3 separate regions of the Mus musculus genome follow, and all the other regions are linked to region 1. The links are chromatin loops, found by intact Hi-C in ENCODE. Cell type or tissue: left cerebral cortex. All regions are shown on one strand.

What was found. A loop is a pair of places that touch in the nucleus more often than their neighbours do. Peaks named below come from ENCODE experiments on the same cell type or tissue, not always from the same donor. Only the 100,000 strongest peaks of a DNase experiment are listed, where the experiment ranks them.
Region 2: a loop joins it to region 1, with 4 times the contacts of the local background. A loop is called at or near these places in 3 of 42 quality-filtered maps.
Region 3: a loop joins it to region 1, with 4 times the contacts of the local background. A loop is called at or near these places in 6 of 42 quality-filtered maps.

Annotation. Positions count from the first base shown.
Region 1 is chr7:69,989,315-69,997,314 of GRCm38, forward strand. No RefSeq gene overlaps it. Among named protein-coding and RNA genes, the nearest start is that of Gm24120, 35 kb to the left of the region's middle. In left cerebral cortex, no CTCF peak of the experiment used is centred here; DNase peaks (open chromatin) are centred at 3,165 and 3,790.
Region 2 is chr7:70,162,593-70,170,592 of GRCm38, forward strand. No RefSeq gene overlaps it. Among named protein-coding and RNA genes, the nearest start is that of Gm35271, 36 kb to the right of the region's middle. In left cerebral cortex, no CTCF peak of the experiment used is centred here; no DNase peak of the experiment used is centred here.
Region 3 is chr7:70,342,932-70,350,931 of GRCm38, forward strand. No RefSeq gene overlaps it. Among named protein-coding and RNA genes, the nearest start is that of Gm29683, 9.1 kb to the left of the region's middle. In left cerebral cortex, a CTCF peak has its summit at 3,523; DNase peaks (open chromatin) are centred at 3,500, 6,658 and 7,271; H3K4me3 peaks cover 938 bases; H3K27ac peaks cover 888 bases.

The sequences.
Region 1 (8,000 bases):
TTCTTAGTACCAAGAAACAATTCCTTTTTAAGGCAGAATTGACTGTTTGAGGCAGAAAATTAGTTTTGAATTAAAATGGGGAAATGGAAAAGGCAAGATTTATCTTCAGTAAAATATCTGTCTACAAAATATTTGTTTTCTGTAACTCAAGAAACTCGATTTACCTGCATAGTAAACTGGGTACTAAGAAGGAGATAGAATTAGGTGAGAAGGTGAGGTGTATAATCTGAGGGTACACGAAGAAGATTGACAAAAGGCTTTGTTTTCTAGTACTGTACACAGTCTTATTTAAAGATTTTTTTTCCCTTTCTGTGACACAGACTATGTTTCTTAGTTAACAAAGATGTGATAACTATAACATGGCATACTTCCTAAGTTCAATGTTTTTATATACAAAACTGAATCTCAATCATTAGAACATTAATTGGTTGAATATGCAAGCAATTTTAATAACAAGTAGTCGATAGTTTTATTTAGAAAAGTTAGTTGTCATTTCTTTAACCTCTGCCTCTTGCAATTTTCTAGGAGAAGGTTGAAAATCCCACCACCTCCTTCTTTGAAAAAGAATTTAATAAGCAAATATTCAATTGGATCAAGGTATAAGATGATCAACATGACAATTAGACATTTATTACATTGTTAAAATACTTAAGGTTTAAAATTTCATATTATTAGAGTGTGACTTGTCTTTGGAAACCATCACTTATAATATCTAGGGGAAAATAAATTCTTCATTATTGGTAAAAGTGTTTTGTGGTGTTCACAAAATGAATTTAATATTTTGTCTCTTCGTAATATCTAATACTTTTTCATATAGATTGAGCAGTGAGATGTTAAGTCATACCATTTATCACACCAAATGCATAACATTCATTTGCATGCTGCTCATGGTAGAAGTATTTATCAATTAAATTTATTTGATAAATCAATTATAAAATTAAATTTAAAAAATAAATTTAGTGAAGGAAGGCTTTGCCACTGAAGACTTGGAGAATCTCTTCAATCTCAGGACATTTCAATGTTGAATTCCTATTGAAAGTTGTTATTGTTATATAGGACCACATAATCTCATAAGGGAAAGTGAGTGTGTTTATCTTTAATAATGAAAACCATGTCTCCTCTACTACTCTCATTAGCAAAATCCATGCAAGCAAACTACCAGAAGTAGTGCGGATTTAACGACATAGAATATTTTTGATGGTAGGGGTGGTTGGCAATGAAAAGACAGATTGAAATGATATGTCAAATATTAGTAGCCTTTTAAGACGTCATCGCCCGTGGCCCTTAACCTCTTACAGATGGCAAACAGGGGGCAGCACAAACGAAATTAAGAAGATAGTGTGTTGACAGGAGCAAGTGGGTTCCAGTTTTTATCCCCACAGACAACAGAATGACATCATCTCCTTTCAAAATGACACATTAATGAATTTAGCAACACCTGAACTTTTCTGACGACAGCACCTTTGACACTGGCAGGTTCTCCTGTGTCAGTAATGATAGGATTGTGTATCACCCTCCCTCTTCAGAGCTGATGGCAGAATTACCTTTTGGGCCCTAACAAGTTGACAGGGTCTCATTTTGTTCCCTCTTTTAATGACATCTTCTTTGCAGGTGAACTGGAGAAGTGATGACTTCTCCCCCCCCCCTTTTTTTGTCTTGGAGGATTCCTAAATGTCACTGAGAGACCTAAGACGTCTCAATCTCACTTAAGGCAAACGGGAAGCCCAGGGTTTTTAAAGGTGAAATGGAGCTTGCTAATGAAGAAACATCACTCTCTGTGGGGCGTGCTCCTTGTTAGTTCAGTGTAGGTGAGTGTCGCAGGTTAGCTGTCCAACCTGACCCAGGGTGTGAGTGCACATGTCATCTTTTATTTATCAAGGTTTAAAAAAAAATAAAGAAGAAGAAAGAAAGAAAAGAAAGAAAGAAAACAACCTAATTGAATGATTGGGTGATAAAAACAATAAACTCTTCTGCATTTTGGCTCCAAAGAGAAAGGGTAATGAGCTCTTGTCTCAGAAACTCATCCTGGTGGAGTTCTCGTTATGATACAGTTCAAACGTGTCAACTGAAACATGTGAACGGTAAATACAACTCCCCATTGATGGGAACCAGGAACCTAAGTTTGATGTTTATTTTCATTTCCCAACCTCTTTATACAATCCATGAGTGTGGCAGTCCTTCCGTTGTTAGACATTTGGTTCAGTCCTGTTTCCTTTTCATAATAAATATGCAAGATGTGTAATGTTGTGATTACCATTCACTTACAAAATATTGTGAAATCCAAAGGAGTGCGACAGATTCCTCCTAAACATCAGAAACTTAGCAAAGTTTCTCCCCATGTTTCAAAAATCCCATAGGCTAGTCTCTGCCTGCTAGACTATTTTTTTCTTTAAGGTTTTTCTCCTGATATTACCCATCCAGCTGATTACCATCTGGGAAAAAAATATTAAAAACGGAAAGTCCAATTCAGGAAGTGACATAAAATCCATTATGGCTGAATAAGACAAAGCTCACCCACAAAATCAAACCTAAATCAAGGTTCAAGGGACAGAACAGAAAGGGTTAAGGAATCATTATCAGCTCTCAGCTCACAGACACTTTCAAATGACCAAGAAACACTGAAGGCAATATCCCAAATTATTAACTAATAATGTGTTCAACACAGCAAAGCTCATTAGCACACTAGACCTGGCCTGTGACAATGTGTTCCTTTGCATTTCTTGTTTACCTGAAAATCTCTAATTGCCACCACAGAAACTTCAACAGTCCAGTGGATCTGTTTGAAAATGCACAAGCTAGCAAGGCGAACCTGGCAGTCTCTGTACAGTAGCAGCAGCGTGTTCTCCCTCTTCCTACCAGTTAGAATTTTGTTACCAGGGCTGGTGAGGGTTACCTCATTCTCACCAAGTGGAAATTACTCCCTGAAAGAAGAGCATGGTTTCTGAATGAAAGCATTCCCATGAATTGTGGCCTCTAAGGCCGTTTTGGAGGAAACATGAAATTACACTGGATTCTAACAGGTAACAATAATGACTTTTTCACCTGCCAACAGCTAACTTAAAATTCCCACACATGTGGGCCATTTCTACTTGGTGCGTTCTTTGAATTTCAGCGGCTTTGCTTTTCAGTGCCTGGTTTCTCCCATGCCTCCTTTGTGTCGGAGGCTCACACTGGGTTCTCCTTCTTTGGTGCTGGGCTTTCTTTTCACAGTGACATTTCAACATAAACAGTCAATATTCATTACCTCAAAGGAGACTTCCCTCCTATTGCTGACCAATTAAATACCAGCTGAGACGGGCAGACAAAGGTAAGGGAGCTGGAACACAAGACAGGCTCAGGGCTTCCTCCCTGCTCCCTTCAAGGATGAAAAAAAAAATGTAATCAAAACAAAGAGAGCTGGGGATTTAGGGACTATCTGTGTCCGAGAGGCACGGTGCCGTTGGATATTATGTCTCCTTATCTTTTCATCTGGCATACTGCAGAGAGCGGGGATTTTGCATTATTTTTGTTGTTGTTTTTAATAATTCACCACCATGCATTTTTGAGGTTTCGCCGAGAAGGACAATCAGCCCTTAATTAGTTCCTGACTGAAGATGGCCATATTGGCTTAGGCTGTTTCGTCGGTTGCTGGTGGACCTGACCTTTATTTTCTTACTCCGCTGCCTAATTTGATTTAGCTTGATTTCTGTATTTCTCCACCACACAGGAGCGGCTCAGGAGGCGCCACTTAGAACATCTGTTGAGACAGAGCCCTTTCGGATGAACTCACCACGTCCCGGGAATTGCTGGGAATGGCTGTGAGGCTCCTCAACTGAGTCCTCTGAACTGTGCCTTCACTTCAGGGAAGGAAGTGGGGGAAGAGTATTCTCGTAGATCCCCTTGAATCATTAAACAGCTCAACTTCCTTCTCGCCCCCAGGCACCCCTCCCCCTATGCACTCACTCTCTCCAGGATGCACAGAGAATGCCCGGCACTTCTGGAACCATTTTCTTCAGAAACCTGGATAGCAGTATTGTTGTGTTTAAATTCTGCACATTTCAAACTCTCTCTCTCTTACATACACACAATCTGGAACGACTGATTCGCTCCAAGTTGTGAGACTTTCCCTCCTCACACATGAATTGTGCAGCAAAGTAGGCATTCCAGGTTTCCGGGTATTCCTCTGTGAAATCTTCCAATAATTCTATTCACCTACACAGAATATTCTCTGCATTGTAAGAGAGTCACATCACACACATTTGTTGTTATTATTGTTCTTCTTCTTCTTTTGAGCTATAGCCTGGATACAAAGGACTGTAACTCCAACTGCTATTAAGAGTATCTTCCCCCAAATCAACATTTTCTTTAGTGGGGACCTGAAAGAGAATGACTCCATATCCAGGAAGCCCTCAGGGCCTGTTCATCTTCATTAGCCTGCATACCCTTTCCTAGCTTCCTCAAGATGCCAAAAGCACTTGCAATGTCCCTAAAACAAACAAAAGTCACTGAGATTCCTACTCCTTGTCCATTAAAAAATGAAAAACAGTGATCAATACTCAAAGCAATGGCCAGTTCAAACTGTGTGTGTCATATTCATTAGCTGCTCCACCAAAGTGATATCCCAGTTTAATTTTCTGAGAGCCCCTCATGAATTATTACTTTGCTTTGTCTCATGCAAATGAAGGCACAGTGAATCCAAGGTGGTAAACTTTTATTTACCTGGATATCTTTACTTATGTAAAGAAAAAGGAGATTTAGTTCATAGTAAATGTGTTTTCCCTCTCCCCCGCCCCCCATATTAGATTAGGTGAATTTAGTCAAGAGAGAACTGTATTTTCTATTTGTGCTTCTAGCAGCTAGAGGGCACAAAAGAATGCTTTTACTTTGCCTTGTCTTTTTTTTTTCCCCCTCCCCACTGAATGGAACTATGCAGACTCAGAAATAAACAATGAAAGAGAGGCTGGTGGTTTTATTGCACCTGCCTTATGTAGATGCCATAAAAAAAAAAAAAATCCCTTCCAATAGGATTACAAATTCCGGAGGAGAATGGTCTCTGAGTGTGGCCTTGGAGAACTACATCTTCCTAAAATAAAGAGTAAATCCCAAAGAAGGAGAGCCTCAAAGTGGGGTGAAACAAGTTTGGACCATCATGATGTTTCCAAACTATTTTGTAAAGCTCTTTGTTCAAATGCAATATAAACACATGTTTAACCTTTATCATTCCAGCATCTTAAATATTAATGTCGGTTGTGCTTCCGCATTAACAACATCTATTATTTTTGCGCTAATAAGAGGCTTACAAGAATAAACATGAAAGGCTTGGAGCAACCTCCCTGTCAATTAAGAAAGTCAGCAGTACTTCAAGTGCACACTTCCAGCAGATCCCAGCAACTGGAATCAGACCGAAATGCATGCTTCCAGCTATGAGCAAGGCCCCACCCCATCACTATAAATGTCTTAAATCATCTCCTGCCCACTGGTACACACCCCCATCTTGTAAAAAGCCAGCTACTGAGGACTCGATGGTAAAAGGCATTCTTTTTTGGACCATTTATTTGTAAAGCATAATAGTTTGGCATTTTTCTGCAAGACACACTAATAAACCTCGGGAGGAGTCACATCTGTTGCTGAAGAACAAAATGGGTTGGGCCTCAATAGCATAATATATATAAACACTTTTTCCCCCTAATGAACTGTACCACCCCCTTAGGCATAAATGAGTTGGATCTGGATAGAGTACCATTTGCCAAATTGTAAATTGCCTACATTTATTTTGGGAGTGCACTAAACAGAGTGCTAATTGCCTTGTTTAGCACTTTCCTTTCTTTCATTTGCACTGGTGTAAAATCTTAGTAAATTAACTCAAGGCTTTTATTATGTAGGTAGCATTTGAACAACCAAGAATTAGTGAGGAGGCAGCATGAAAGGACGGATAAAAGAGGAGTTGGCTCTACCCAGAATGCCATTTATATGTCCCTTGAATTAAAAGGATGGAATTAACTTTTAATCCTTGGGCTTTTTAAATTGCCGATGTTAACACGGAATGTATTACGCAGCCATTTTATTCAAATTTGCTCACTTAAAATGGGTAGGATGTTAACAACCATGATCGTATGGGGAAAGTGCAGCTAGCTGTATTCATATACACAAGTGTATATATTAAGATTCATTCCAAATAGCAATTTATGTAGTTGCAGTCAATTGCATAGTCAAGATTCCAGCTTATTGTCAAAGACAAAACACTCCAAAGTCATTACCGTCCACCACTCTGCAGAATCCTATGTGAAATGAGTTGAGAGCCTGGTTGCCACTCCTAATGGACAGGTGTGCACTTCAGAAAAGCCATCTCTGACTTAGTGGCACACAGAATATAGTGTGCCATGGATGCTTGACTATGTGGGATGGTACCAAGCAGCCAAAGGCTAAAGGTCACATGTTCTTACAGGTGGCCTCCCGTTGGGGAAATCCAGCAGAAAGCTCTGTGTAGAAGCTGTGTGAAGCAGTGCCCTTGAGAGAAGCAGAGATGTTTCCTCTTCTGCTCCTGCTGGGATTGAATTTATTCACTGGGTTTGCAGATTCTCTCACAGCTAGGATGCACCCCTTGGTGTTTTCCTGTTGTAAATGCTGGGTATAAGTGGAAATCAATGCCAGCGTCTATCATCTTTGTTTCCTTTCAGACTTTATCCCCCTTGAAAGTCACATTAACGACTCACGTACACTGTGACAGCATATATGGACCCACCAGGGTCTGCATCAGGTCCTCAGCCTGTACATCATGGCTTCCAGTTTAGTTTCTGATATGGGATTCCTTAGAGTGCAAAAAAGTGGGTCTCTGGTTCTTATGCCTTGTCTTGGATTCTTTTCCTTCTTTTGGTTTGTTCTAAAGAGAATAGATGTGATACTTCTGTTTTATCTTATTATATATTTTATTTTGTTGTTTTTCAAATGAATGAATGAACAAGTGAATGAATGAATGAATGAATGAATGAAAACATAGCCATTAGGGTAAAAGTTAACAACTAAACTATCATTATACCTATCTATTGGGGGAGGAAAGACTAGTCTTCCCAGTGGCATAACACTGGGTATCAACCACTCCAGGCTAGACTTCATGTTCAGGAGTAGTTGACAGACACATAATGGACTCAACAGTTTTTTATGTGCTTATATTTGGTGTTGTCTTTCTGTTTGGGCGTGTTTGTTTGTTTGCTACTTTTTATTTGTTTTTCTATTTGGGTGTTGTTTTAGTTTGTTTTCTTGGTATTGAGCTTTTGTTTGGGTTAGGGAAGAAATTGTGAAGGACTTGGGGGTGAGGAAGAACATCATCAAAATCAATTTAAATTTTAAAATTGTTTTAGATAATATAAATATAATAAAAGAAGAAAGTCAGATTAGCTGTCCTTAGTCAAGCCACATAAAAACAAAAAAAGCAAAAACCAAAAAAAAAAACCCTCTAAATTATGGAAATGTTAGGTTTCAATGGTTTCTTGCTATATATATTATTCTCCATTCATAGAACTAACTAACATTTTAAGATCTATTTGGTCTTTAATTTTGAGAACATTAATCTCATAAATATATTTAAGATTCAGGTGGTGGCAGCTCATACCTTTAATCCCAGCACTCAGAGGCAGGTGTATCTCTGAGTTTGAGGCCACCCTGGTCTAAAGAGTAAGTTCCAGGATATCCAGGGCTACACAGAGGAAAACCTGTCTCGAAAAACTTTTGAAAAACAAAAGTATATTTCATATCTGGCATCTGTTAATGTGTCATGCTGACACACCTGTAAGAATTCAGGTTGAAGCAGGGAGATTGTTTGATCTTCCTAGGCTATGTAGCTTAGGTTACTTAGTGAGCACCAGGCCAATCTGTAGAATTAGACCCATGGGGGTAGGGGGAGGAGCAACTACCCTTGATTCCTGGTTTGAGATAACAGCTGTGGAAGAAAGTTCTGGAGTGTGTACAGGAGCAATCGGTATGCATTCTGCTCAAGGTCACTGTGTACCAAGTAGAACGATAAA
Region 2 (8,000 bases), 170 kb after region 1:
AGTGGGATTCGCCCTGCTTCCGGAGGTCTGAATTACTCCTCATTAAGCTATTTCATGCAAACTTTTGTTTTTACTAGCTGTCGGTATTTTTACGTGTGTGTGTGTGTGTGTGTGTGTTCCTACTAGACTTTTCACGAGTTGGTGGGGGAAGTAGCCATGTGTTTGTGGCACATTTACAGAAGTATGTGGATACAGGTGCCTGTACCAGCATATGGAGACGCCAGGGCAAAACATTAAGTGTTTTTCTTAATGGCTCTCCAGTTATTATCATGGTTTGTTTTATTTTGTATTTACAATATTTACTATCAGGGTTTCTCACCGAACTAGAAACTTACTGTTTAGGCTAGGCTGGCTGGCTGTTAGCCAGTGAGCTCTCAGCATCTCCTTGTAACTGCCCCCAAACTTGGATTCCAGGCCTGTACAGCCATGTCATGGCCTTTGTTGTGTGTGCTGGGGATTCGAACTCAGGTTCTGATGCTTACAGAACAATGGCTCATACCCGCTGAGCCCTGTCCCCAACCTTTTGTTGCATTCGTTTGTTTATTCATTAGTTTTTGACTCAATCTCTTCCTGCAGTCCATACTGTCCTCAAATTCCTGATCCTTCCCAAGCAATAGGGTCGCACACATCCGTGCACTACCGTCCAGGTGTACAGACATTAAAACATAATTAATTTCTGAGAGACCATTGACTTTCTTTTCTTCTTATACAAACTAATTACAGAAAATCCTGTCTTCACAGCCTCTCAGAGGTTAGCGCAGCAGCATATGCAAACAGTGGATTCCAGACACTGCTGCTCCAGAAGAAATCCAGATCGATGTTGAGAATCAGAGGAAAAAAAAAGTTGATTTTACAGTGTTTCACAACTTTCTCTCATTATAAAGATTAGTGTTTTTAAAATATACAAAACCCTCTATCCAACTGTTTTCTTGCTTTCTCTTATAGAAATGTACCTATGAGTGTAATGTCCCAGGGCGATGAGGTGCTGCCGCAGTTCTAAAGCAAGCACTTGACAGGAATCATCAGAGTCTCTTCTCATGGCCTTCATGGAAAAGTAAAGACACTGAAAAATTGCAAAAGCATATTTCGTCAGTTTGATGTCATGAGTAGAAATCAATAAAACAAGACAGATTCCTCTCCAATCAGAATCCAGAATTCCATGTGCTTTGATATTAGCTGACACCCATTGCCAAAGTCCAGCTCTGACCCCGACTCAAGAGCTCTCCACTCCCTCCCTGCAATGTACTACTGGGATAGAACCATGGTTGTTTCCAATGTGCTTCTCACTTAGTTTATTACTAAAGTAATCAGTCACTCATGTGTCCTCACAATCAGAGGCAAATGTGTAGCTTCCACTGCTAAGCCCGGGTGTTAGTGTCTTGTAGCAGTATCTGCACCTAAATTAGAAATTGTCACCAAACTCAGAGTCACAAGAAGAAGGAAGAGGAGGTTTAGGGGGAGGAAGAGGAGGAGAAAGAGGAAGTGGAGGGAAGGAGGGAGGAAGGGAAGGATGGAGGGAGGGAGGAGGGAGGGAGGGAGGAAGGAAGGAAGGCAAGCAAGAAGAAAAGGAAGAAGAAAGAAAGAAAAGAAAGAAAGAAAGAAAGAAAGAAAGGAAGGAAGGAAGGAAGGAAGGAAGAAAGAAAGAAAGAAAGAAAGAAAGAAAGAAAGAAAGAAAGAAAGAAAGAAAGAAAGAAAGAAAGAGAAGAGTAGGGAGGAAGGAAGGAAAGGAAGGAAGGAAGGAAGGAAGGAAGGAAGGAAGGAAGGAAGGAAGGATATTTAAAAAGAAGGAACGATAGATGCCTGAAATTTGTGCTGATTCAACTTCTCATTTTGATAAAAAGGAATCAGTGATTGAAAGAAAAAATAATGAGTGTCCTCAGGTAACTGTAAGAAATTCTTTCAGGAAATTAGGAAGACCAACATCAAGGGGTGGGGGTGGCGTGGGTAAAATAGAAAAGGAGAGGGAAGACACAGTCTCTAAAGAAAATAACGCTGCCCTATCAAAATGTGCGTGTTTTCTTATCAAAGGAAGCCTGACTTGTGTCATTCAAATCAGAACTTCAGGAATGTGGCTAAATCAATCAATTTCTTTTCACAGATAACAGATGCATGAATGTTTGCCGGCCCCCAGGACATTTTTCCTCTGTCCTTAAAAATTACCACCTTAGTGTCTGAAACACCCTGCCTCCACAGAGATGTCTTGGGGTCTGGGGGAAGCACTTCAAGTCCCACCCAATGCTTTCCTGAGAAACACGGTGTTGCTGAAGTATAAACAGCGAGGGCTCTTTCTTTGACCCACTCTGCAGCATGATGGGGTAGTGTTGTTAGTTTATGTGAGGGAAAATAGCATAGGCTTTCTGAAAAAAAAGTGGAATTGGATTAAGGCCTTTGTGCGCGCCTCAATGCTGAGGGGAATTAGCAAGGGTTGTAGGCACTTAAAGGGGCCCTCATGCCCAAGCTTATCCCAGATTTTGCACAATAAACATTTGAATATCAACAGTGTTTTGCAACTTGCAGCACTAATGTATAAACTTCTCTCTTTTGAAACTCTCAAATCCTTCCAAATGTCTGTAACACTCGCTACATAAACATATAGAAGCTAGCAGAGAAAAACGCCTACTCAATGGTAAAAGTCTGCTTTTTAAAAGATCTTTCTCCCTTTCCATCTCCAGGATCTAGAATGTTTTATAATAGCTGGCTGGTTTAAGGACTTTAGATGCTCTATTTAATTTTAATCATTCAACTTGCTCTCAGGCTTTGCATTCTGATATGGGGGAGGGGACGTCTCAGGCCTGGACAAGGATACGTGACTGAGTTCAGAACTGTTTGAGGCCAGATTTTTATGGTTGGATTTTTTTTTAACTCGGAATCCTAAAGGATCTTTTGTTTTAAAAGGAATCCTTGTGAAGATTTCAAAGAACAATCCACCTTGAAAATAAAAAGGCTATATTGTTGACTAAAGCTTACTCACTACCTTTTGGGGGATCAGAAGGGGAAAGCCAATTCCCACCCAGGAAACTAATCTGATGCCCTGCCATCCTGGCTCAAGACAGTAGACTGATTTTTGTAGCAAGGACGTCCAACATCAAACACTTATCTGATGTTCCTGACTTTAAGCAACTTCTATTTTCCCTCTTGTCCGAACCCAAACTCTGAAAAGTGTGCCAACATGTTGCAGAGCAGAGAGGTGGGAGAGAAAAAGAGAGGGGCGGGGGTAGAAGATTTTCCCACTCTTCCCAAATCGATCAGGAGGCAGGCTTGGTATTTTGTTTTCTGAACACAGAATTTCTCTGTGAGTCCAGCAACCTAAAGGCAATAAATACCCCGTGTGAAAGCCATGCCTTGGTATCACTCCCTACAGTTTGTGTCTGAATTTCTCACTCAGATGCAACACAAACACGTTTCATCAAAATCTCTGCAGTTTAAGAAACTTGATGAATAAACAGATCTCTCCTTCCTTCCCAGCAGGTAGAGTGGAATCACAAGAGAGCAGCCTGCTGCTAATGTAGTCCACCCAATTGAAAAATTTACTGGGAAAATATATCTAGAGTGGCCCAGAGGAGTAATGAAACACTTGTTTGAAATTATTTTTTTTTTTGAAACTGTGCTCATTTCATGCCTGAAAAGACGGTGGTAAAAATCCAATTGCACTGGGGGCCAGTTGGGGACGGTGCAGGGATGAAGACATCACTGTCCGCAGCAGCTCAGACGCTTGTTGAAGCAGTTTGCCTATTGAATTTGATACAATGACGTGTAGATGAATAAAGTTATCTCCAGTTCTGAATAGGATGGTGTCAGTGGGAGGGTAAGAAGGGGGAAACTTGCAATCTGAAAAGAATTCTTTTTTTCTCTCTCTCTCTTTTTCAAAAAAAAAAAACTTGAAGGTCAGGGTCCAGCTGCTGGGCAGGAACAGAACACAAGAAAATGCTGGACGGGCCTAAATAGAGAGGACTATGGACACCAGAAACACATATTGCAAAAGTTGCTTGCTTCAAGTAACTAAGGTATTAACATCTATTTCCATAGGCAAAGAGCGATTTTCTCCCGTTAGAATGCCTTAGACTCTGATGAGAAACATAGGAATATCAAGAGCATCTGTAAAAAAAATCACAGCTTTTAATGAAACAGACGAAACAGGCCATCAAAGGTAGGAGAAAAGAAGAAATTCTAATGATTATGGCTTAATTCTAATAGATTATAATTATTATGATTGGTACGAGCCAGCTTCTGACTGACATTCCATTTTCCCCCCATTTAAGCTTTCATTTAAAGGGTGGGGGGTGGGTGAGTGGGGGGAACTAACAGCCATTAATTATTCCGCAGGATCTCCTGCGTAACTCCATACAAGGCCTTTAATCAGTTAGAGTAAAGAGATAAAACCTTTCTTTGCGAGTGAGTCGTCAGAGTCCCACTTTTACCAGCCCGTTTGCTCTCCATCCCTTTAGAAAGTTAACATTTTGATTTCTGGCCATCCTAGTTTCTGTAATACAGAGGTAAACTGGAGGACTGGCAGGGGGTCAGATGGGGAGTAACTCAAAGGTGGAAGGATTGATAATGAATTGGCTTGATCTGCTAATAAATGTTTATTACCAATTCTCACTGCTATTGATTCCTTTGACATTAAAAAAAAAAAAAGTGCTGGCATTTCCCAGGAGCCACAGGGATCCCTGATCCCTGCACACTTCTTTTGGTCACAAGTTGTGCCTCAGTACTCTGCCCTGGCTTTAGAAAACAGAATGAGAAAAGGGGAAATGAAGTTACAATGTGGGAAGAACATCCTATAAGTAGGGGGAAAGACACCTCCTGCCATATGCTATAGATGTTTGCTTTTATTTTGTTTTGTTTTGTTTTGTTTTTTGCTCTGCATCTGCATCTATAGAAAGTCATCTCAAAAGCTCAAAACCTGAGATAATGGCCATTTATTAACTTCATGCAAAGGTGTTTTTAACTGCTCTTCCTACCAGGTTACCATTAGGATAGGAGGCGCGCTCCCTGAAGGTTTTATTCTGAATACTGCACACTGGTGAGTTAGTTGGCCATGATCAACTAACAGTTGCCAGTTTACAAATGGGGAGATGAGCAAACGTTTTATTCCCTTGCATTTTTGGCCTGAGAATTTTAGAAGTCCAGAATGCACATCTGAACTTGTCATTGTAAACATGATCGTATATTAAAAGGATAGCAGTCTGAAATTTCACTTAATGTTTGTCATATAGGCAAAACCATCTTGCCAACAGAAAGCCAGTTAACCTTGATTTAAAACCATGAAACACTAATAATAATGGAGAAAAACTAAATTAACTCACTTTCTTACATAACATGATAAATATTTAAATTTTACCAAAGTGACTTCTCTGCATGCCTCCCCCCCCCCGCCCCCCATCTTGGAAATACAAGTCTGGGGATAATCAATAGATTGAGCTGGTCATGCTATAGGGTGGTACAACATTTTAATACATCAGTCTTTCTGTACTTCAACTGGAAAAAAAAAAGGATGAGTTTCTTCAACACACATATGTTGCTATGAGACTATTGACACACTATTGTGCAGGTGACAGAGGTACAGGAACTCAGAATGTGAGATTGCAAAGATTTCTTTTAAAATGTCTTTGCAGAAATGATAGTTTCTCTTGTGTGGTCCTCCAGGCTGCAGTGAACAGCTCTGTGGCCGCAGTTGTTAAAAGGAGGATCGGCGGCATGCTGTGTGTATAATGTAACTCTTACCAAAGACTTGCAGAGATTAGGAGGCTGGCAGAAAGATGTCAATGGAGGTTTAAGGGCTCTGCTTTCTGAAGTTGTTGGGAGTTAATAATTAATGAATATCTTTCTTTGATGGCTCTTTTATATTTGGATGTGGCTGCCCGAAAATCAAACACAAAGAAAAGTTGAATTTGCTTGTCATTAATTTTGACTTTGTTTAACAAAATTGTGTGTGTGTGTGTGTGTGTGTGTGTGTGTGCATTTTAGCATTGTAGTCCTTCTTACTTGGCCTTGGTTTAATGTGGATATAAAATACTTGATGAAGAAAACTGTTTGAATGTATCAAGGTTGGCACAGTGGTGGTGGCTTCTTTTTTCTCTCTCTCTCTCTCTCTCTCTCTCTCTCTCTCTCTCAGTTAGTATGTTTTAAGCAGTTTTGCAGTTTTCAAGTCTTTCAGATGGGCTGGATCCAAATAACCACTTGATACAATATGTTCACAGAGGAGTTCCTAGCCTCACACTGTGTAATAATTTATTCTGAGTTCCTTTAGCATATGACACTTAGGCTGATATTTTATTCTATGCTGCATTTGGAAGGCAAGGGGGAGAATTACATAATCACCTATAATAAGCAAATGCTAAATGCACTCTGTCTATATGCTAGTCTCATCAGCTAATAGACAACATTTTGACCACACAAGTAGAAAACATATTAATTGAGAAAAATTAAGTTTTGAAGTATATCCAGCCTTGAAGATGTTCAGATAAACTGTTGCCATAGGATACATGTAATTTATCACAATCTATTTGTACCAAATCCATTATGCTTCCAAGCATTGATCTTAGCACTAAGACAGGGCATGTGCCGCTTACGTTATCAGCATTGGGTAAGACTTCATTAGGATCACACTTAAAGTCATTTCAAATGTCTTTTTTATGCCAAAACAATTCCTGTTGACTCATTTCCAATTTCTAATTATATGAATAATTATTTCTGAATCCCACAGTTCTCCTAAGTAGCATCTATTTTAATAACTGCAATTGATACTTCCATCAGTTAATATACTGTCTTGCCTCAGCAAATAATCAAACATCTGCTGGTTGCGTTTGCTGTCACTGAGTAAATGATTTTATTTAAGAGAAATCATGTAAATTAAAGAGGAAGACTGACTATGCAATTTACCATTTTCATTAGCAGAAGCACGACGTCATTTCTCGTAAGAACTTCCACACCTAAAGGAAAGTGGCCTTCCCTCATTCACTTCCTTAATGAGCTTAGGGAATAGAATTTGATTCTGGAAAGATAATATAAAAATAAATTCTATTTGACTATAAATTTTTTTTTGCTATTCTGTTGGTATTTAATTAATGACCAGCACAGATGATCTTTAATGCATCATGCTGTGTGGGTTTTGCTGTAACACGGTATATTAGGCTTCTTTCTAACTATGGCCTTAGAAGTTAATAAATGCTTCCTGTATGTCACTACTAAAGAAGTGGAGTGTATGCTTTTAAAGCTTTGCTTAGACATTTTTTTGGTTTTCTTTGTTTTTGTTCGTTTGGGGGATTTTCTGTTTGTGTGCTTGCTTGCTTGCTTGCTTCCTTGCTTGCTTGCTTGTTTGCTTGCTTATAACCATGTACAAGTCTTTTTGGTTTTTTGTTTGTTTGTTTGTTTGTTTGTTTGTTTATTGTTTGGGGTTGTGTTTTTGGTCTTGGTACCTCCGAATAGACACAGATGGCATCCATTGAATGAAAAAAAAAAGGAAGGCTCCCTGCTCATTGCAACTCCCAATGCTCTCAGTGATCTCCTGTAATTGATGAGAGCATTTCTTCCTTGTTTCTGTCTGACAGATGTCAAACAGAAGCTGCTGACCTAGTGGGGCCATAATATACTTGTTCATGTCCTTACCTGTTCTCACAGAACAAGCTAGAAAAGAAACCTGTCTGCCTGGATATGTGATTAGTGCTTAGCTTGGACTTGACAATAGCTCAGGATGATGTATTAAAGTGATAAGGAATGAAAACAACCAATGATAATAAAAGTTCCAAACCAAAATGCTAACAGGTAGCAAGGTCATGCACACAAAGAGGGCACAGAAAAATAGGAGAAGCATTATTTTAACCAGTATAGTAAATGATACTGCTTTAGGAATACACAGTTCCATTAAAAAATGGGGGTCGGGGGAAAGCACGTTAAAGATTTCTAATGAAAAAAAAAAAGTAGTTTTCTCAGAAAAAGACAAAATCAAGTTCACATCCTTAATACAGAAATGACTCCTGGAGCTGAGTGACACTTGTTGC
Region 3 (8,000 bases), 350 kb after region 1:
CAGAGAAGCCTTCAAACGATCAAACGACACAAGGAAGAGACACAGGGAAGAGGCGCCGTAAACAGGCTCATTCACTTACACCACACGCACCTCTTCCTTCGTCATCTTTACTGTGGCTACGAATCTCCAGCTTCTCCCCAGGGAGCAAGGACCATCTCCACCCCACCACTTTGCCATTTTGTATGTTTGGCTTCTCCTAGCAATTATTGAAAGAAGGGAGGGAGGAGGGAGGGAAAGTAGAAAAGGGGAGAAGGACCTAGCTCAGATCAACCAGAATATGTTTGTAAATAATGTGTATGGTGAAGAAAGATGGACAGTGGAAGGTGGCTCCTGGATAAAAATAGGCAAATTGGTTGGAAACTGATGAAATGGGTTTTCAGGAAATGGAGTTGGTGGTGGGGAGGAAGGGAGAGGGGGAGGAGGGAGGGAGAGAGAGAATATGAATATGAATATACCAGTAATGCTAAGCTTAGAGAAAACAGCAAACAGCCCGAATCCGAGCAGACTATGGAGATGCTAATGAGAGGAAATTAACCTTCGGGTTGGGTCCCTGACATGGGCTCTCCACTGAAAGTCTGACCCAGGGGCTGCCAGCAGCTTCTCTCTGCACCAGGGAAATGAGATAATCACTCTGAAACCCACCAGCCTTGGTACAAAGTAGCTCTGAGTTACTGATACAGACAGCAGAGAGCAACTAGCAGCTCTTTGCAATGAAAAGAAAAACAAGTACACAGCTACCAGTCCTGCAGTCCAGAGCAGAGCGGAGAGCAAACCAAACCTGTCTGTGTTCTAGCTCAGTGCCTTTTCCTGGATGGTGGGATGCACAAAGCCAAGGAAATTCCGAGTCACTTTATCCTTTCGGCTCTAGTCAGTCACCAAAGGATTCAGAGAACAGGCCCTCAGTGAAACCACGTAAGGAACAAAATGGATTTTTATGTCTAGGAGCACTACCACTGGGTCAGAGAATTTCTGCCTGGCCAGAGGAACTTAGTGGGTCCAGGTGGTGTTGGTAAAGAAGAGAGACAGCCGATGAAGAGAGAGGACAAAAACAAACAAACTGGAATACAACAGGAAATTCTTAAAAGTGGTTCTCTGTTTTACACACACACACACACACACACACGAGGGGGGATGGATTTTATTAAACAAATAAGCTAACAACCGAACATTTCTACTTCCATCACAGGCTAAGAGGCATTGGAATCTTGGACCTCGGACTGTCTTTACTACCTTGTTCATTCTCTCCCTCTCCCCTCCCTTTCTTCTCTGCGTTGTCACAAAACCCCAGAAGTTCCTGATGGGGAGGCAGTGACTCCTTATTGGAGGCGAGGAGGTCGTGTTTCCAAGTAGAGACATCAGCAAACCGCAATCTTAGTGACACTGACAGCGCAAAATTATGTTTAATGTTGGAAGGGGGAAAGGGGAAATATAAAATTAGCGCAGAGAAAATGTTTCCCAGACCTTCTAGCAATTAGGGCAGAAGTTTTTTTCATGGTCATATCAGTGGGGAGCCTACTGGAGCAGGGAGCCGTGACCTGCCAGGCTTGTGCCCTAGGTCTAAGCAAACGACCCACCTGTCACGGAGTCTTCACTTCCTGGGAAGAAAAGTGACACTTCTGAAGGCTATTAGGGGCACTCCACTCTGCCCAGACACTTCACCGGGTTCTGAACCTTTTTGGAAAGAAAGGGATATTCTAAACACCCCATGCTGGAGGAGGTGATAGTTTGGCTATCATTGGCTGGTGAAGGGGACAGAGGTGGAGATGGACTTTTTGTCCTAGACCCCACCCCTACAAGCGGGGGTGGGGGATGGGGGGAGCTGAGACCATGCTGAGGGGAAAGGTTTTAAAAATATATCAGCACCCCTCTTTCCAGAACTCTCTCTCTGCCTTTGCAGCCACTTATGGGCTATGGAGACCCCATAGGCTCCCCTCTTTGTCTTCTGGGCTAGATATTCACTCCTTTATTCTCACGAAGCAGGGAGGCCAAAAAAGAGTACCAATAGCCTAAGGGACTGCCCCAGAGACAGGCAGGGACATAAATGGTGACACTTTGACAGAAGCAGCAGTTTCTGCTCCATGTAAATGATTACTAATGAAATAGTGGGGTTTGTTTTGTTTTATTTTGTTTGAGAGAGAGATAGAGAGAAAGAAAGAAACAAGAGAGACCCCCCCCCTGCACTGGCTGTAAAGAATAAAATTTGCCTTTGTTGGGAAAACAGTGTACTTTGGTAGATATTAAGCCGTTTTCCTTCTTGGGTGTAAGGCTACAGGAGAAGAAAAAGAAAGTAATGAGTGAAAAAGTCACTTGTAAATAATACAATTAAAAAGTAAATTTATTAACAAAATCCTAAAACAAAGCTAAAAACAGGAGACAAGAAACTGTTGGGAAGGCAAGGAGGAAGTAGAAAAAAAAATCTGTGAGTATCACTGAAGAATTCAAAGGATAAACTGGAGGCAAGAGCAACTGCCATTCCTTCTGACATTCCTAACTAGCCTGCTTTCTTGTTAAAAGGAGGGGAGCAGCTAGCCCTGAAGGTTGTAGTTTTATACTTGTATTTTAGCAACAAGTATCAAAAGATCTAAACTAATTGATTGCCGAGTTCCTTGGCCCTCCTCCAAACAGCAATATAGATTTAATTGTATGTTGCTTAAAACTCCATTTCTTGAACAGTGTGAAACATGTAATAAAAGCCATACGCCGTATCGAAGATTTTCCCCCTCTGCAAAAGCATAAATACTCAACTGACACTTGGAAGGAAAAAACATAGCTAATACCCCTAATGGGTTAAATTGGGGGGGGGGAGATCTGAAAGGGGTAGCTACATAATAAAATTTAAACTGTTAATCCATTTTAACTCATTCAAAATAACCTGCGGTTGTGGGTGGTGTTTTACTCCGGAGGGGTCATGGCGAGGAGACCCCACACCATACACCTGACTTGTTCTGAAGCGTTCCATCAAAACCGCATTCCACTTAAGGAAAGTTCTGCCCTTTCTCGAACAGGACTAGAACAAATTTGAAAGTTGTATCCCAACTACGGGGCCAGGAGTTCTCTGGCCAAGAGCCGTGGGAAGGCATTCAGCCGCTCTTGCTCTCCTCCGGCTTCAGTCTCCATGCAGACGTTGCCGTTGCCGAGAGCTCTTTAACAGCGCTGCGACAGCCTCCTTCTGCCCCTCCCGGACAGGCCCTATTCGCCCCATTGTCCTCTGTTATCCGTGACCCATAGTGGCTGTCCCAGTCTAAAGCCAACCCAGGTGCCTCCTCCGGCAACAGCTTCACGAAGAAGGGAAGAGCCCCGGCGCCACGCCTGCGATTTGGTCCGGGATCAAGCGCTGCAGCCAAGTTCCTGGCCGCCAGAAAGCAGGAGGCTCCGCGCATCGCGGGCCATGCCCTGTCGCGGCCACGAGGGCTGGCTGCAGGCGGAGAGCTGTAAAAATCCACGTGAGCCGCCCCTCCTCCTGCTGCCCGCAGCGGCCCCTGACACTGCAGCATTGAAGCCAGTCCGGAGGTCCCCAAGGTCTCCAAGTGTGACAGTACTCGGCATAGCGGGTAGATGGCACAATTTTCTAACATTTAGAGAGAGGAACCCACGCTGGGAGCAATAAGTCCATTTAAAAGCCCTTTATTTAAGAGGAACAAAGATAACTGACAAGCGGAGTACAGAGACATCTCAATGAAATTTCCAAAGAAGAAAGAGAATTCAGAAGCCAACGCAAATGCGAACTGGGCTTGATGGAACAGGCCAGCACTAACCCCTCCTCGGAAAAAAGGGGGTGGGGGAGGAAGAGAAAAGACAAAAAGAAAAGAAAAGAAAAAGAATAAAAATATAGTAGTTCATGGGACCGTGGGTGTTAAAGATCACAACCCAAACCAATTTCTGAAAATCCATGGTCCAGAGAACTTTAAATGACCAGGTGGACAAGGCAGGGTCAGGTTGTGAGGAACAGGATCAGGTTAGAGGAAAAGGTCTAGAAGTTTTGCCCCACTCTTGAAGGCTACCTCTGGTTGGTCTTAGTGGGATTAAGGAGTGTGAGGTAAGGTGGATAGACATACTCGCCTCTCCGGAGGCCTGAAGACCAGAGGCATCTGTCCTAGAGCTGTGCCCTAACTCAGTCAGACAGCATCCCAGGCCTTGAGAATCTAGTCAAAGCCAGAACATTTAAGCTACACAATTGCAGACTCAGGAGCAATCGCTATCTCTGCCAAACCAAGAAGGATGCTGGAGCACTCAGTGATGTCACACTTCATTCTGCCCTTAGAACCTTTGCTCCCCACCTGTAAATCTGTAGGCCAGGTACCTACACACTCTCCAAGAGAGGAAGATCCAAGGCCTTTGACAGAGGAGGAGGGATTTAGACACCAGGAGATGGATGAGACCTCCCCTCTGGTCCTCCTGGGTCTGAGTTGGCCCCGACGACCCTGACCTGCCTGCCTAGCTTTGGGAAGGGACACAGCGGCTAACGCCCGCAGGGGGTCAAATGATTGTATTTGGGTGGGTGCTCGCCGACGTATTTGCTGAGTAAACCTCCCTCGCTGTGCTGAAGGCGAATCCCCGTTGATAAATCCATCATTACCGTTTGGATTCAGGGAGGCAGCCGCGCCACTAAATTCATCTTACATTTGTAGCGCTTTAATAGACATTTATTAAATGCTTTTAGAGAGAGGCATGGGGCGCGTGATTACATCCTAGTTATAGACAGAACATAAAGACCCACGTTAACACCCATTTGCAGGAAGGAAGGAAGAGGTGGGGAGGGGGGTGGTAAGGCAGAGGGATGAAGCGTGGAGAGATGGGGAGGGCGGGGGCCATCGAGCCTGGGCGTTATTAACAAGGCTTGCCTGACGAAGCTAGGCGCAAGGCGAGAGCCACGGGAAGTCTCAGGCTGTAGAGGGAAGCATCCGCCCCACTAGCAGGTCGGGGTTTCCCTTTCCTTGTCCCCATCAATTCCCGCATGGGGGTCTCCTATTCTCTCTGCCAGAGCACAAGGGATGCCCACGCTGCCTCCGACCCTCTCTTCACTTTCTATCAGATCTCTCCAGCTAAACTAGGAAGAAATAGGAGGGACTTACCGAACTTCAGAGGCCTAAGACCCTGTTTAGGACACCCTTTGCCTCACATCTCCCAATAAAATAAGTACAGAGCTAGGCCAGGCCTTTTGCAGTATAAGCAGATGTTTCTACCATCCAGCAGGGTATCCCCGCAGGCTTAGAGGGCTCTTAGACCTGGCAAGTTGGAAGGCAGGATTCCTTCTCTGTCCATCACCAAAACGAACTCTGGATACCCTCTATAAGCCTCGGACTCTCTTAACTGAGAGTTCTCTTAACTGAGAACTTGTCCTGGGCTAGCCCCCCCCCCCACACACACACTTCCACTCAGAATGCTGAGCCTGAAGGGGTGCCCAAGACATTATAGGGCCTAACGCTTTCTAGAGAGCCCTGTCCCTAACAGCTCAGTGCCTCTACTCCGACAGCCTTGTGATGGCTCTCAGCTTGTTCTCACTCCCTGGGGACACGCTGCCGACCCCATCCCCATCGTAGTGGACCGAACTCTCGGCCCTTCCTGGCTCCTGGTAAGGAGCACTTCCGCTATCTCAAAGTTGCCATAAGAAAATAAATACAAGTGACATTGTACTGGGCCAAAGCTCATTAGTTCGTTGTCCAGGCCTAATAAAGGAACAGAAGCGCAAATTATAGAGTTCAGCTTCAACACACGCTCTGTCACCCGAGATCAACGTACCGCGAGCCTGATTCCAATTGCTCCGAACTTGCTGTGCAGTTCGCCCCCAACCCCCTCCTCACGAGCAGGAGGTTGGGTGGAAAAATATAGTTCCAAAGGGAGTAATGATCAAGCTTTTCCTCTCGGAAGCCTGCGCCACCTCATTTCCCATCAGTAATCCCAATAAAATTAACGTCGTGGCTGCAATTGAAAAGAGGAGAGCCCGCGACACTCCTGAAATAACACACTCTTCCCAGCAAAAGGTAAAAAAGCAAAACGGCCCTTTGTTCAGCTAATTAACGAAGGACCAACTCCGAAAGCACATGTGTTTGCTTAGCTAATCACAAGCATGTTTCTTTCAAGGAATGTCATTTTCAGGGGCCAATGGGGTGGGGGGCTTGGAGAGATGGACACCACCCCCATAGGCCCTTTTTGCCTTTGGGCATCTCTCACCAGACCTAAAATCCCAAGGTGGGATCCAGCAACCTATCTCTGACACCTTTTCTCTCCTCTGCCCAACCCCAGAAGCCCAGTAGTAAGGGACCTCCCCGTTAACGCCAAAGCCAGACCTGCAGACCTGCAAGTCACTAGGCGGGGCGGGGGGGGGGGAGTTTTAATGACACAGATGCCATATTAAGTGAGGCAGTTTTACAATTCACATTGAATGGGACGCTAACTTATTACAAGTACGTTATCAGAAGGACGATAAGATTTATAACTCTAAGAGTCAGCTTTGCGCCTTAATGACAATGGATGCTGGGGAGGAAATCTGTTCTGGATTAGAGGAGTTGGGAGTCCCTTCCCAGTTTTCAAGTTTGCACGGATGCATCTAAGAGGGCCCATACCAGTCTGGCCCTTTGTGTCTCCAAAGGATAGATTCTCCCTTTCCTGTTTCATCAGGAAACTGGGGCTGCTTGAAGCGTTAGCACCTCACTCAGCTTTTTAGCCCGAGCATGAAAGAGAAAACAAGAGAAGAGAGAAAGGAGACTGAATAGGACTTAGGGATGAGGGTGGGATGGCTAACAGTCCTGAGCCCTCCCCTTCGGAGCAGGAAAACCCTTCCCCATCTTTCTTTACCATACAAAAGATAGCTTTCCCCTAAACCAATACAGTCAACAAACTTTTAAAAACCGGGGTCCTATTACAAACCAACGCCCAGCACTAACTGCTTTAAAATTACTGCATAATTAGATTTAGTTGAATTTCACCATTAATTAGGCAGCCGCACTGCGGGGAGCCTTTGAAATCCGAGAAAATGGGAAAAATCATCTGAAGCACGTTTTTTAAAACCCAACTTCAATAAATCTTGACGGGGCCTGGAATTCAGAGTACCTCACTCCCCACCCAGGTGGTTGATAGGGTTTCCCAGGCTCGGGCTAGGTTTGGAACTGGACAGGGACGATGATCTCCCCCATCTAACTAGAGATGATGGGTCCCCATCTCTGAAGAGGCCTGGGAAGACTTTCTGGGAGGCCAATCTGTGCTCCTGCCAGTCTCGACTGCTCTCAAACCTACTAGAGAAAGAGGTTATCTTTCTGAAGATGCTCTCCACCCAGGGGCTCGGCCTAGGAGAGCTCTCACAGAACTGGGCCCTGCGACCACCCTCATGGAAGCGGGCCTAGGCCTCTTTTAGGTTCTACCCACCAGTCACATCTCTATCAAATCTCTATCCAAACCACCTTTCGCACAACTTTGACGAGTAAAGCAGCAAGTTGTAGGAACGTCAAGCGAGATTCTCAGCTCTTCTCCCCCTTCCCCTCCAAGCGGGTCCCGGCCCGCTGGAAGCCCAGTGCAGCGTCTGCTTTAATGAGCGCGGGGAACTGACCCAGGTCTGTAAATACTGGCTTCTCCCCCTCCCCCTATACCATTCAAACACTTAAGATCGTTTGTGGATACCGATTTTTATTCTTCGCATTTGATTCTTGAAGGAGAGGGTGCATGAAATCAACTCTCCAGAATATATGGAGGGGGGGTGAGGGCGTCAAAAAAGAGGGGTTAGGGTCTTGGGTCACCAACATTTTCTCTGCAAACGCTATTGCTTTAATTACACAATAATCGAGGGCTGCTCTCACTTGCCAGCCAGAGTTTAAAAGAGGGATTTCTTCCTCCAGACCGAATGGCCCTTAGTCCTCCCCCTACCCCCCCCCCCTTTTTTTTCTTCCTTTTTGGTAACCAATGTGTTTTCTATTACTCGGCCGTGCGGTGCCTGGCAGCCGGCGCTCGCGGTGCAATGGGAGACGCCATGTTGGCTCAGCTCATAGGACCAAGTCAAAAGCGAGCTT